Regions from separate parts of the Homo sapiens genome. Here all the other regions are linked to region 3. A link is a contact called in ENCODE Hi-C or POLR2A ChIA-PET data. All regions are on one chromosome and are shown on one strand. Each heading gives the region's core, a stretch centred on a gene start or an enhancer-like site at or near the end of the contact. The rest is flanking DNA. Distances are from core to core; before and after follow the strand shown. Region 1 overlaps LINC00578 (long intergenic non-protein coding RNA 578). Region 2 has its middle 86 kb from the start of TBL1XR1-AS1. Region 3 holds the start of LINC00501 (long intergenic non-protein coding RNA 501).

Region 1 (2,750 bases), core at 167-2,666, 390 kb after region 3:
AACTGCTTAGCACAATTGCCACTTCATATAAACTTAGTTGATTTAGAATTTACAATAATTTGAGTGACAAACAAAGAATTTTTAGACTCTAAGCAAAAGTAAAAGCAAAATCATATTGAGGCTGGGATGCCATTTGGATAGACAAAAAACCTTTTCACCACTGTATCTCCTGACCAAGAAGTGAAGAAGTGTCCCTGGCATACTTGGATAAATGACTGAAATAGATATATAGAAGCTTTTCAGAAGGATTATTCTTCAACTCTCAATATGTTAATTTGAGAACATGCATATCTAATTATTAGTTATTAAAACAGGTCCTTTAAAATTAAAAATACTCCAAGTACTTGAAAGTAACAAAACTGGAGTAAAAAATAATAGAGTAGACATTTGACAGTTTCTCCCTCTATTGTTCTCAGTTCTTGAACATGGTTAACTAACATACTCACACTTCATCTATTGGTTGACATTCAGGAATAAAGTACTTGCAATGTTTAGATTCTTAAAAATACATTTTATGTATCAAACCTTTCTGAAAACCATTGTTAATGGATAATTATCTAGGATGCATTGCTCATCTTCCTGTCTTATTAAACAGTCTATCAGATATGACCTAACCTTTTCATTAAGACTCAGCACCATCACTTTATTATTTGTAAACTGTTGGGTCACAGAATGGTATCCTCAGGTGTCTGAGCTTATAAAAGGCTGTGGCTGTTTGCCTGATTTCTCTTTTGACTTTTCCTCTGCCATTTCCTATCATTTGACTGGCTTCCCTGGGTCTGCTTCCTACATACAGTCCATTGTATGTTTAATTTCATGTCCTCCGTTGGCTAAAGACATTCTGTTGGTTTCATGAATCCTTGAATATGTCAATTAGTTCTGGCCTTTATGGCTCCAGGGTGACCTTATTTATCGTCTGCTATAAAGTCTATAAACCTGATCTAAGTACATTCCTCTTCAGTGCTAGAGTCTTTTCTTTTTTGTTATTGTTTCTGTTCAGTTCAAGAGGGAAAATGTATTTGGTTGAGTTTCTAGAGAGCTGTCTGCTGAATATGTGAGACGATTATAATTCACAACAAAGACTATAACCTACTCTGTTATTTTGAAGGAAAAACATTTTAAAAGGCAGCTTCCTTTGGGAATATTTCTAGGAATAGTGACTTTACATATGTATGAATGTGTGTATATATGTATATGTATATATATGCATATATATTTATATGAATTCACTTATATTCTATTATTTCTGAAAAAAATATAAGGCAGCAGTAGTGACACTAGGAAAAGAAAAATGGGTAAAATTCATAAGCCTACACAATGGTTGCCAACACTTCCCTTTTATTAACTTGGCAGCCTGGTATTTTGCAGGGTTTTTTGAACACAAACACCCTGAAACTCATCATCGGGTTGTAGCAGGATGTCCCTCCTTAGGCCGTGAGTAACTGCTGGGGCAGGTGTGGTTTGGGTACAGTTACAGTCTTGGAGGAAAAGTTTAATTTTGTTCTTTAGCTATCTGGTGATGTTTTTTCAAAGGCATATATAAGGGACACCACAGACCACTGATGTGTGCTTTCAACTATTAATTTATAAGAAGTGTTTTGAGATAACCAGAAATAGAGGAGTCAGAGTGGTCTAAAGGGAAATGACTCAGGCATCCTTTTGAAAAGATACCAGCTAATGAAACCGTTATCTTTCTGACTGGCCCCAGGCTGAGGTTTTGCCATGAGAGGTCTTTCAGCGTTAATTTAACCAGGACAGTTGCTGTTTTAAAAGGGTTTGCTAGCCAGCCTGCCGGATCTGACAGAAAGAGTAGCTGCCTCCCCTGGTGTGATTTAAAGGGCAGTAAAAGTTCAGCCAGCCCCTGATCTCCTCCCCAGTGGCCTTACTTCACTTAGAAATGTTCATGATTAGAGATACTCCATTGGGCAAAGACCTTGTCTCCAGAAGGCACTAATAAACAAGACTATATTTTACCTGAATTTATCACTAATGCCCTTTCTGAATTCATGAGCAGATGAGTGAGTTAGGCAACCAGCTGGAGCAAAGCCTGATGATTGAGACATGAGATGGGTACACTTATGATGAGAACATCTGAAGCAAGAGCAAGTGGTATTGTCCCTGGATGATGTGGGTAGTAAGGGGTGATTAAAATTTAAAGCCATTGGACCTGAGGAGGGGCATTTGCTGACTATAAGATAATGACAAAAGGGGAGATAAGAAGGTGAGGTTTATTTTACAGTATTGCTCAAGGCTGGTTTTGCTTCTTGGAGTAACAGATAAGCTTATGAAGAACAAACCCAGATCTTTTACTATTATTGACCTTTTCCAATCAGATTATATAATAATTTATAAATAATAACTTTCTTGGCTTCCTGACTCAACATGCCACCTAAATAGCTAAATTCTTTTGAGTTCTTGGTGACTCATCTTTGCTCTTGACTCTGTGACTAGACTGGTTTCCAACTTAAAGTATTTAAAGAAATTCAGCATCTAGTATGTCTTCTTTGTCTTGCTCCAATCTTGTGCCCCAGTTCTAGATTATTTTGTGCTCTTTGTTGCTGAGGCCAAATACTCACTTCGCATCCAAGACATAATCACTAAATTCCAGCTCCATTCATTTATTTATTCATCAAATATTTATCGAATGCTTGCTTGGTGTCAGATACTGTGCTAGGCACTAGAAATACAAGGGTGAATGAAATATGGTCTTTGTGTTTTAGAAGTTCCCTTTAGTGCCCGAGAACTTGCTA
Region 2 (2,750 bases), core at 93-2,592, 340 kb before region 3:
AGTCAGCTAGAGCTGCCATAACAGATTACCACAGACTGAGTGGCTTAAACAACACAAATCTGGAGTCCAGAAGCCTAAGATCAAGGTGTTGGCAAGGTGGGTTTCTTCTGGGACCTCTCTCCTTGGCTTGGAGATGGCTTTTTCCTGGGTCTCCACATGTTCTTTTTCTCTGTGTGTCCATGTCCAAATCTCCCCTTCTTATAAGGACACATGTCATATTGAATTAGGGCCCATCTCAATTATTTCATTTAACTTTAATTACCTCTTTAAAGACCCTTATCTCTCAATGCGGTCTCATTCTGGGGTACTGAAGATTAAAACATAAACACATGAATTTGGGGTTAGGGGAATATGCAATTCAACTTCTAGCACCACCACCCACCCGCCCACACACATACACACACTTTATGCCAGACTTTCAGTAAAAATCTGCAAGATACACTGTCTTGGGTAAAAGAAATTGGTGGAAAATTAAAGACAAAGTTGTCTTCCATATATGGAATTAATGACAAAAATAGAAAAGGAAAAAAAATGGCCAGGAGGTGAGATGCAAACAGGGAATAAGAATTTAACAGAAGCAGGAAATCAAGGTTAGGAAAGCAAAGAAAAATGTGCCAGGAACAGTTTAACCCTACCCCCACCACAGAGATACTAGGATTCCCAACCAGATGTGGATTTGGCCTTGAGTGTATTTTGTTTTGTTTGTTGTGACTATTAAATGAATGATAAATCCTAAATCCTGGACATCTTTGGGTGACATGGTGATAACTGGTATGGCAATTTTTCAGTGAATTACCATTAAATCCCAGCCTATCTAATCACAGGTCATGCAACTCATTGCGGTAGAAATGTAGTCCAAATATTCATCTCTTGATTCCCAGCCCAGTTTACCATCCCTCATCATTAAAACAGAACTAGAGAGGATGACAAGGGCTAGAGGTGAAAACAACAGTGGGCCTCTCCTTGGATCCAAGGCAGCACAATGATTCAAAATCAAATGTGTGGCTGCCCAGGAGAGAAATTCAGGTGACTCACAGACGCTCTTTGACTCAGTCCTGTGTAATGGAATTTCAAAACAGGAATAACATTATTACACCTTCCAGCAATTCACAGCCAATATTTGCAATTAAAAATCACCGGGTTCTAGCCTTAAATAAGGCTGTTGAAGAACTTATGCTAATAAATGGCTCTCCTTCGCACTTACAAAATTATTCTAAGCCATTGGGAAAGGTCACTTCTGCTAACAGTGTACAAAAAAAAGATCTTCCCTTTGGTTCTAATTCTGGGTGAATGGCATGCCTGTGGGGCTGACTGACAGGACCCTGTGCCAGCATGGTGCCACATGCCAGCTGGTCAGTACAGCCAAGGAGCATACGTATGCTGGGCCCTGTATCAGCAGTCTCAGCTGGTCACTGACAAGGCAACCATGCTGAAGACATATTTTGCAATTTGGTCACACTAAAATTTGATTGCGTGTGTATGTGTGAGTCCATGTATGTTTAATGATATGAATCAATACAGTTTATTGGCAATTGTTTTTCAGACTGACAATAAGCAACACAAAAGCTCAAATAAATTGTTTCTCATCTCTTTGGAATCATGTGGAGCAAACAGGTGTAAAAAAGGAAAAGGAAAAACAGCCAAAAAAAGAGGACAGGTAAATGAGACATTTTACAGTACATTAAGGTGTGAGGCTGGCACTGCATTCTTACTAAAATACACACACACACAAATTGGGGCCTTATAGAGGAAAGAAAATAAATTTAATCTCCAGCTCGCCCAATGCAAATTCAAGGCATTCCATTCTTACTGTTCACTCCCAAAAGCTACAATCTGGCCAGTAGGACAAGAATTATGCAGGCATAAAAATATGGAGCAAAAATAAGGGAAGAAAATGGGTCCCTGAAAACCTTAAAGAAATGAAATATACTTTAAGAAATATTGGAGGGGTCTGGAAGCAGACACTGGAACAGCAACCAAATCAGTGTTCAGGTATCCAGGAAGCTGTTTGGGGTGGGAGGGAGTAAGGCTTACGAGGGCGGCCTGACCCCCAGGACGCCACGGGTCGAGTCGAGGAGTTAATGCAGGATGTTGCTGACCAGCAAGAACTTGCAGAGGAGATTTTAACAACGATTTCAAGACCTGCAGGGTCTGGAAGAGTTTGACAAGAATGAGCTCATAGCGGAATTAGAAGAACTCATCTCACTTCAAAGCCATAGGGCTGCATCACTGCTTCCTCTACAGAGTCTGCACAGGGGAGGGGAAAACTGGCCGGGGCAGGGGGCAGTAAGCAGAGCAGCAGATGCCTGCTGTTTATGATGTTGAATTATATAAAATAAACTGTATTTGCAAATCCAACATTTAGCTTCTGGGCTAGATATCATAACTTCACTGCTGAATCCTCAATGGAAAGAGCCACTTGTTTGCACTTGAAGGTGTCTGAAAATGTCATCTCTGTCCTTTTAAGACAGGCAACTTGTTCCACGTTTCTCTGTCAGACTTGTATGGTACTGGAAGAAAAGCCATTTTTTAAAAGTCATAGACCTTCCCTTGTCCTTAGCTGTAATAATACATCTGATTTTGGTTTCCTAAAGAGTTGTATTTCTCTTCAACCCTGTATGTACCTCTCTTGCCCACTCCTCATTCCCACTCCACTGGTCTTTCGGAGTTTGTGATTCTTATTTGAAATTGACAATATTCTCTTGAGAGCAAGTAAGATTGTTAGAATTAAATTGCAGCCATAGAGTTTT
Region 3 (2,700 bases), core at 2-2,501:
CTGACCTTGTGATCCACCCACCTCGGCCTCCCAAAGTGCCAGGATTACAGGCGTGAGCCACTGCGGCCAGCTAGAGATTTTAAAATGCTAAAAATAACCCTAGAATGTCTTGCCCACTTCACAGATCCCTCAGAGTCCAGGCATTAGGGGTGGGAAAGTGCCACAGTAGGCTATTCTACAAATGGTATTCTTGTGCCTATATAACATGCATTGATTCTGTAGTCAAGTTTCTATTAATCTAAAGGAGACTGGGTAACTCTCAAGATTTCAAAAAAAGTGATATTACAGAAAGTATGAAAAAGTAAGAAAATTATAAAGCATGGCAAACCCTTTGGTCTTTAAGCAGAAATTTTTATTTTCAGTCAGTTGAATGTAAGGGCTTCAGAAGGATCGTCGATGAATCATGTTGTATAGGTGACAAAGCAATCCTGCGTTCATTATCTCACTTCCTTCTCCCAGGAATCAGGTGATGTCTCATTAGTACACAATCTGAGCACTGAAGAGCGTCACATTCTATAATTTTTAGGAACTTTTTGTTGTAGATGTTAGAAACCCAACATAAACTACCTTATGTAAGAAGGGCAACTGATTGGAAGGATTCTAGTATTTTCTTTTTTTTTTCTCTTTGAGACGGAGTTTCGCTCTTGTTGCCCAGGCTGGAGTGCAATGGCGCTATCTTGGCTCACTGCAACCTCCGCCTCCCGGATTCAAGCGATTCTCCTGCCTCAGCCTCCCTAGTACCTGGGATTACAGGCGCCTGCCACCACGTCCAGCTAATTTTGTATTTTTACTAGAGATGGGGTTTCTCCATGTTGGTCAGGCTGGTCTGGAACTACTGACCTCAGGTGATCTGCCCGCCTTGGCCTCCCAAAGTGCTGGGATTACAGGCACGAGCCATGGCACCCAACCGATTCCAGTATTTTCTTTTGATCTGTTTTTTGTTTTTTAAATAGAATTCTAGGAATAATTGAATAATCAAGACACAGGAAGAGCAGAGATGCAGCTGGGTTCTGAATGCTGAAAGCCAGACACTAGAAGGTTGTCAGGATTCTTCTCATCTCATGTTCCCCTCTGAATGTTGGCTTCACTCTCTCATTTCAGAGTGGCTTTCTTCTCTTAGTGGAGGACATGCTTGCCAGGAGCATGTGAGTTCATATCTATTAATAAATGTGGAGCCAGTGAAGAGAGATTAGTTCAGCTTGCTCGTCATCCCTAGGCTATGAGCCACAAAGCAGGACTGTGGCCCAGCTTAAGTCCAGTGCTAACCTGTGGGTGAATGAACAATGACCGGGGAACAGGGCCCTAAGGTATGTGTAAAGTGACTCCTGTGGTAAAAATGTACCTGAGTGGGAGTTGTGAGAGTCGGGGTGGGGAAGAAATACATTCTTAGAAAAGACGTGTTAGGCAGGTAATTCTATAGGTATGCACTCCATATTTATGCATTCTGGATGGACATATTGTGCATATATTATGGAGGCCTGTCAGCAGAACCCCAAGTCCATGCTAGCTGAATTTATGCTCAACTATATGAGGAGAGTAATTACTTTGTTTTTTCTTTCTTTGAGATGGGGTCTCACTCTGTCACCCAGGCTGGAGTACAATGGCTCAATCTCAGCTCACTGCAACCTCCACCTCTGGGGTTCAAGTGATTTTCCTGCCTCAGCCTCCAAAGTAGCTGGGATTACAGGCATGAGCCACCATGCCCGGCTAATTTTTTGTGTTTAGTAGAGACGGGGTTTCACCATGTTGGCCAGGCTGGTCTCGAACTCCTGACCTCAGGTGATCCACTCACCTCGGCCTCCCAAAGTACTGGCATTACAGGCGTGAGCCACTGTGCACGGCTACATATTAATGGAAACTCCACAGGTCAGTACCTCCAAATCTTCCCCATCTCACATCAAGAATGGCACAGGTTTGTTCTTCAGCTCCTTTTTTAAGGGTAAGACTGGTTAGAAAAGGTCTATAAGGAAATAACTCATGACCTGGAGGAAGAGGAGACATTGTTGTGCCTGGACTATTTCCTTATAAGACAATTGACAATGAGATAAGGATGAGGGCTTGGGCTGGACTTCAAACTCCCACGACCTAGCCGGTTACCTTCCCAGGAAGGTGTATCTGCAGATGTCTCAACTCCTCCTCCAGGAGGGAGGGAGAGTAAATAAAGGTGTGGGAAAGAAAAGCAACAACTCTAGGAATTAAAAGGAGGAATTAGTTGGTAGGAATTGTTTGGTTCCCAGGTAGGTGTTGGGTGTAGCCAGGCCTCCACACCTACACATTAACACACTGATAGGCAACTATAGAACCAGATATCACTTCTTTAGGAATTTGGTGACTTGGGCTGTTTCAATTTTCTCTAATCATGTCCTTTTACTTTTTTTTTTTTTTCTGAGATGGAGTTTTGCTCTTGTTGCCCAGGCTGGTGTGCAATGGCACGATCTTAGCTCACTGCAACCTCTGCCTCCCGGGTTCAAGCGATTCCCCTGCCTCAGCCTCCTGAGTAGCTGGGATTACAGGCATGCACCACCACGCTTGGCTAATTTTGTACTTTTAGTAGAGACAGGGTTTCTCTGTGTTGGTCAGGCTGGTCTCAAACTCCCTACCTCAGTTTATCCATCAGCCTCGGCCTCCCAAAGTGCTGGGATTACAGGTGTGAGCCACCACGCCCGGCCAGAGCATTTTTAAGCTCACAGCAAAATTGAG

Evidence for each region. A loop is a pair of places that touch in the nucleus more often than their neighbours do. ChIA-PET counts read pairs that join two places held with the same protein, here RNA polymerase II (POLR2A). Pooled maps may share reads with other maps.
Region 1: a map of Calu3 shows a loop between it and region 3 (5-fold over the local background). The contact joins the enhancer-like site here to the promoter of LINC00501 in region 3. A Hi-C loop is called at or near these places in 2 of 168 maps with a recorded cell type or tissue (Caco-2 and Calu3) and 1 of 50 pooled maps. POLR2A ChIA-PET finds 5 or more read pairs at or near these places in 1 of 52 experiments (endothelial cell of umbilical vein).
Region 2: a map of cardiac septum shows a loop between it and region 3 (4-fold over the local background). The contact joins the enhancer-like site here to the promoter of LINC00501 in region 3. A Hi-C loop is called at or near these places in 2 of 168 maps with a recorded cell type or tissue (cardiac septum and endothelial cell of umbilical vein) and 2 of 50 pooled maps. POLR2A ChIA-PET finds 5 or more read pairs at or near these places in 1 of 52 experiments (GM12878).

Annotation. Positions count from the first base shown.
Region 1 is chr3:177,678,200-177,680,949 of GRCh38, forward strand. The region is part of intron 3 of LINC00578 (long intergenic non-protein coding RNA 578); the gene reads left to right. Among named protein-coding and RNA genes, the nearest start is that of LINC02015, 140 kb to the right of the region's middle. Within about 2 kb of position 1,417, at least 6 of the 41 ENCODE cell types and tissues checked have a DNase peak (open chromatin) inside an H3K27ac peak, as active enhancers do; they include endothelial cell of umbilical vein, where a contact is called at or near this core.
Region 2 is chr3:176,949,974-176,952,723 of GRCh38, forward strand. No RefSeq gene overlaps it. Among named protein-coding and RNA genes, the nearest start is that of TBL1XR1-AS1, 86 kb to the right of the region's middle. Within about 2 kb of position 1,343, at least 6 of the 41 ENCODE cell types and tissues checked have a DNase peak (open chromatin) inside an H3K27ac peak, as active enhancers do.
Region 3 is chr3:177,293,191-177,295,890 of GRCh38, forward strand. It overlaps LINC00501 (long intergenic non-protein coding RNA 501), which reads left to right and starts at 1,252. Exons shown (of 2, transcript NR_047465.1): 1 at 1,252-1,307. RefSeq lists an enhancer at 482-1,681.